2 separate regions of the Mus musculus genome follow, and region 1 is linked to region 2. Evidence: chromatin loops called from intact Hi-C (ENCODE). Cell type or tissue: left cerebral cortex. All regions are shown on one strand. Links, peaks and the distances in the headings refer to the core of each region. The heading gives the core; the rest is flanking DNA.

Region 1 (2,812 bases), core at 152-2,651, 87 kb before region 2:
TTTATAATAGCCAGAAGCTGGAAAGAACCCAGATGCCCCTCAACAGAGGAATGGATACATAAAATGTGGTACATTTCCACAATGGAGTACTACTCAGTTATTAAAAAGAATGAATTTATGAAATTCCTAGGCAAATGGATGGACCTGGAGGGCATCATCCTGAGTGAGGTAACCCAATCACAAAGGAACTCACACAATATGTACTCACACAATATGTGGATATTAGCCCAAAACCTAGGATACCCAAGATATAAGATACAATTTGCTAAACGCATGAAACTCAAGAAGAACAAAGACCAAAGTGTGGACACTTTGCTCCTTCCTAGAAATGGGAACAAAACACCCATGGAAGGAGTTACAGAGACAAAATTTGGAGCTGTGACAAAAGGATGGACCATCTAGTGATTGCCATATCCAGGAATCCATCCCATAATCAGCTTCCAAACGCTGACACCATTGCATACACTAGCAAGATTTTGCTGTAAGGACCCAGATATAGCTGTCTCTTGTGAGACTATGCCGGGGCCTAGCAAACACAGAAGTGGATGCTCACAGTCAGCTATTGGATGGGTCACACGGCCCCCAATGGAGGAGCTAGAGAAAGTACCCAAGGAGCTAAAGGGAACTACAACCCTATATGTGGAACAACAATATGAACTAATCAGTACCCCGGAGCTCTTGTCTCTAGCTGCATATGTATCAAAAGATGGCCTAGTCAGCCATCACTGGAAAGAGAGGCCCTTTGGACTTGCAAACTTTATATGCCCCAGTACAGGGGAACGCCAGGGCCAAAAAGGGGGAGTGGGTGGGTAGGGGATGGGGGGGTGGGGATGGGGGACTTTTGGAATAGCATTGGAAATGTAAACGAGGAAAATACCTAATAATAATAATAAAAAAAAAGAATCTCCATTCTGATTTCTATAATGACTGATCTAGTTTATATCCTCTTGAGCATGTATAAAGGTCCCCTTTGAGTCAACACATGTTTTAACATCATGCCAACATGAGGAGCTATTGTGCTTGTCACACACACACAAAATCTCTCTTCTATGTGTAAAGTTCTCAAGGTAAGAAGGGAGTGTCTGTGCAATTGGAACGGGACAATGGAGGACCTAGGCTACTTTAAAGCAGACTAGACTCACAATGGACAAAGGAGTGGGGGCAGAGGCAAAAAAGGGAAATATAGTAGCTGCCACCATAGCCTCACTGAGACAGCTCTGTATCTCCATTGCCATTGTTTATAACTCTGAAGACACCATCCAGACCTAATTAATGAAAGTGTCCATTGGGCAGGGGAAAACACATACACATGCCCCTCCACACACAAAAGCACATTTGTGTCAGGAGGCCTCAGAGTCTGACACACTGAGGACTTGCCTCCCCCATCTCCCCTAGAAAGGCAGCTTTACTAGTATTCCACACAAAAGAGGCTGTGGCAGAGAAGAGAACAAGCTTTCTCCAAAACTGCTGACTTGATTCATCCCCAAGCTGACACAATGTGGAAAGGAAAACTTCAGGAAATGGGTAGATTATGTCCAAGAAAAGATTTCCTGCAAGTAGTTAACAGGAAGCTAACATGAAAAGCAGTACTAAAAATACACAGGCTATTGGAAACAAGCCGCAAGGGCCTGCCATTTCAACAAGCGGCTCAGGAAGTTACCAGGCCTCCCTGCACTTTCATCTAGTGAGGTCAACCTAACATGGGTTACTTACCTAGATAAGCTTATTGGGGGCCCTTAGTGTGATTTAAACTTCACTGTAGGCTTTATCAGTTCTCAATGTGTTTTAGGCTATTCACAGGGATTATTATAGCCCCGAGAGAAGGTAAGAGTCTCAGTGCTTCACACACATAGTTCAACTCATGTGATGAGAAATATGAACCAGTAGAACAAACAACCCCTATGTTCACCTGGATGTGGGCTCAAAAGGAATGAGCCTCACCTCCAATGCAGCTAGGAAAATCTGTATAGAAGGGACAATGAAGTGCACGACGTCGACGTCTATCTGCACTTAGAGATCTGTGTAAATAGGGAAACTAAAATGTGACATCAGGAGGACAGAAGGGAGCTGTTAGGAAGTGATTATTTGTAAATTTTGAGGAAGAACCTTTCTGTGAGTAGTTAAAGGCAGATGTTTCATGTCCAGCTCTTTCATGCTCTTCAGTTAGAGCAGAAACTTAAAGATAGAGTTGGTTTTCAGAGCCATCTCTTTTGCTTATACCTACAAAATCCTAAAAGTCTGCTAAATGTTCATGGAGCTCCAGCATCTGTACTTTCCCCTGTAGTACTGAACACAATTTTAAATGGAAGGCAGAAGGAACAATGTTGAACTTTATTTCAGAGTTGGCTTGGGACTGTGGAGTCCTCAAATGTCCTCAACACCCACCTTCACCCTAACCTGCCCCAAAGGTACATTCCTCATCTTGTATCTGCAGTTTGTATACTTAGAAGTTCTGTACTAAGGTAAAACGTACTACTAAGCATCGTGCAAACACACAGAGACATTATGGTAAGTAATTCTTCCAAGATTAAAATGAATAGTCTGAGAACAAAAATTCTTCAGTGGTATATTCTTTATACCCATCAGGAGACAGATGTAAAGGCCAAGTGGCAAACAAAATGTAGGTGGTCCAGTATGATTAGAGTCTAGGGAGACTGGGCAGGGTAAACACCAAGGTTTTCACAGTGGGTGATCTTTCTTTTGCTGTAAATCCATGGACACTTTGTTGTTGTTGCTCTTATCTTTGCTCATTTCTTTGGCAGCATTTGAGGCAGCTGAGTACTTCTTTCCTAAAGGCTTCTTTGAAATTCTT
Region 2 (2,812 bases), core at 246-2,745:
ATCTAGAACTCAAGTTCTAGGGGCTCCAATGCCCACTTACGGTATCCGCAAGCACTAGAACACACATGTACGCAAAACACTTACACATGTGCAGCTCAGGAGAATGCCCTAAGTTAAAGTAATTGTTTTCCCTTTGGAGACAGTGTCTTGCTATATAGTCCTAGGCTGGCCTCAAACCCTCCATATAACTCTGGCTATCCTCAAACTCCTAATGCTCCCACTGTACCATTCAAAGTGCTAAGATTATACACATGACCCACCATGCCTTGTCTAATTGGCATTTGTAGACTATTTTACTTCTTGATAGTAGAATAAACATCATTTCAAGTACCCAAAGAAATAAAGGAAGAAAATAATATCTTGGGCTATAAAATAAATCTCAACAAACTTAAAATAATTTTATTATACAGAATGTGTTTTATTCCCAAATGGAGCCAACCAAAAAATTGGGAACAGAGAAATAACAAGAAAATCTTTAAACATTTAGAAACAAAGCAACATACATCTAAACAATCAAAGAAAGTCTCAAGTAAAGTTAAAAAAATACATTGAACTAAATGAAAATACAACTGATTAAAATTTTAGAATAACAGTCTTCAAAGGGGATTTATAGCACTAAATGATATATTAGAGGGAAAGTCTCAAATCAGTAATTTAAGCTCCCACATTAAAACATAAACTTAGAAAAATAATGTAAACCAAATGCTACTAGAAAAAAGTTATAATAAAGAACTGAAAACAAATGAGACTGTCAACAGAAAAGCAATAGATAAAAATCAGTAAAATAAATATATGGTCCTTTATAAATATCAGTAAGGTAGGCATGGTGGCACCCTTTAGTCCTGGCCCTTGATGGGTTGATCATGTTGCAGTGCCAGGCCACACATCCAAGATTATATGAATAACATAAATTAGGTTTGATGGGCTTGGGGGAGAATAGGACAGAACGTTGGGCGGGTACGGAAAGGGCTGGATATGGTAAGAGATGGGCAAAGAGCGAATATGATCAAAATACATTGTACAAAATTCTCAAAGAACTAATTTAAAAATTACCAAAAATGGAAAGAATTGTCTTAGTAGGCAGGAGAGAATAGGAACCAAAGTACAGGTAGTAGAATTAGCTCTGACAGTGGGTCACCTTATCTACTCTAAGAAGAGGAAAAAAGGAAGAGAATCATAAACACTGAGTAAATTTGGAATACTGACTAGGATTTGTGCAGATGGCCATACCCTGATCGATTTTCTTTATGATAGAAGGTAAAGTCATCAGCAAACCGTGAAGGGATGAGTTGGTTAACTAATCCAAAGCCTGTAGTACGCATATTTAACGATGGTAATAAAAGTTAACTGCCTCCTTCAGCTCTTCATTAGAACCAATACAACTTTCTTCAAATAAACCACCAGGGGGCAGTGCTGTAACCAATCTTCTTTCCCCTCAAATCCTTAACACTATGAAATTATAATAAATTATAATGCAGTGTATGTTGTAAATTTTTAATCCACAGAAGTCCTGCTTAACATTTAAATAGATGTATTTGTGTGATCTCATGCATGTATGGACTCAGATACATACTTGGGAATGAGGCTGTTTCTTTTGTCAGCCTCTCAGTGCAACCACATGCTGCACCAAGGGTAATACTCAATATATTCCTTTTCCTTCCTACCCAATGTCTTTAGTACACACAACAAATATTTTCTAGATCAGCTGTTATTTCATATGTATAATCAGTTATAAAATCCAATGAGAAAAAAAAATCCCTAAGAACAAAACCCAGTTGCTGGACGTGGTGGCATGGGCCTTCAAAAACAGCTCTTGAGAGGCAGAATCAGGAGATTATGTCAAATTGAAGGCTAGCTTGGGCTACACAGTGAGGTCCAGGCCATCTGGACTGCTGAGTGAAACCCTATCACAAAACAAACTAATTTCCTGACAACATAGCTTTTCCCAAGTTGTGTTTTTCCCCTACTTACCTACCTACCTTTTCCAACAATTTAGGGAGTTATGTTTTCAAAATAGCCTTTAACTATCATGCATTTAATATGCTACTTTCCCCGTTATCTCTGATACTTGATGCATCCTTAAAATAAAGAAATGCTCATCTACAATTCCACATGACTATTATGTATATCAGTCACAACAGCTGTTTAGGGGTTGTGCATGTACCAATCAGGCTGGGAAATACCTCTAAGTTTGAGTCTAATTAATTTGGGCTTCTAAGAAACCAAGGGCAGGGATCTAACCTAAAACAGTTGGCAGAGATTTTTAAAGGAAAAAGTAAATATAAGGTTTGAGATTCAGTGATAGACCTTTTGCCAAGAACCCAAAAGACCTACATTCAATCCTGTGTGTGTGTGTGTGTAAAAGCCAACTGTTTACTCCAGAAATGTAGTGGATGTAGAAGGAGGCTGTACTGGAAGCATAAGTTATTTTGATTGGCTGTTTCAAGTAGGAGGGCTAAACTTCTTTCTACAGTGGGAGAGGCTTCCAGGCACACCAAGCTGTTGCTTGATGTGTCAGATGCCCTAGGGGCTGGAGCCAAAGGGAATGTGTGTGAGAAGGAGGCTGAGGTCACCAGAGGACCCAAGACTGCTAAGGAGTTTAAAAGGGTAAAATCTGTGTTTAACACAAGCCTCCAAACTTGGCTTATTCTGAGCTAACTCTGTTCTAAAAAATACTCAAGAGCTAGGTCATAAAGAGAATCTTCGTAAGTCTGTATCTTCATCCAGTCCTGAGTCAAAGTAGCAACGAGTATCGACTTTTTTTTTACAAGCTATTTCAAAAAACAAAGTTCCAAAGATCTCTAAAGTAGTA

What was found. A loop is a pair of places that touch in the nucleus more often than their neighbours do. Peaks named below come from ENCODE experiments on the same cell type or tissue, not always from the same donor. Only the 100,000 strongest peaks of a DNase experiment are listed, where the experiment ranks them.
Region 1: it touches region 2 in a loop (2.1-fold over the local background); 5 of 42 quality-filtered maps call a loop at or near these places.

Annotation. Positions count from the first base shown.
Region 1 is chr7:97,171,159-97,173,970 of GRCm38, reverse strand. All of the region lies in intron 1 of Gab2 (growth factor receptor bound protein 2-associated protein 2), which reads right to left. Among named protein-coding and RNA genes, the nearest start is that of Gab2, 91 kb to the right of the region's middle. In left cerebral cortex, for the core only: no CTCF peak of the experiment used is centred there; a DNase peak (open chromatin) is centred at 1,523; H3K27ac peaks cover 717 bases.
Region 2 is chr7:97,084,081-97,086,892 of GRCm38, reverse strand. The region is part of intron 1 of Gab2 (growth factor receptor bound protein 2-associated protein 2); the gene reads right to left. Among named protein-coding and RNA genes, the nearest start is that of Gab2, 3.7 kb to the right of the region's middle. In left cerebral cortex, for the core only: a CTCF peak has its summit at 1,413 (motif pointing right); a DNase peak (open chromatin) is centred at 1,402.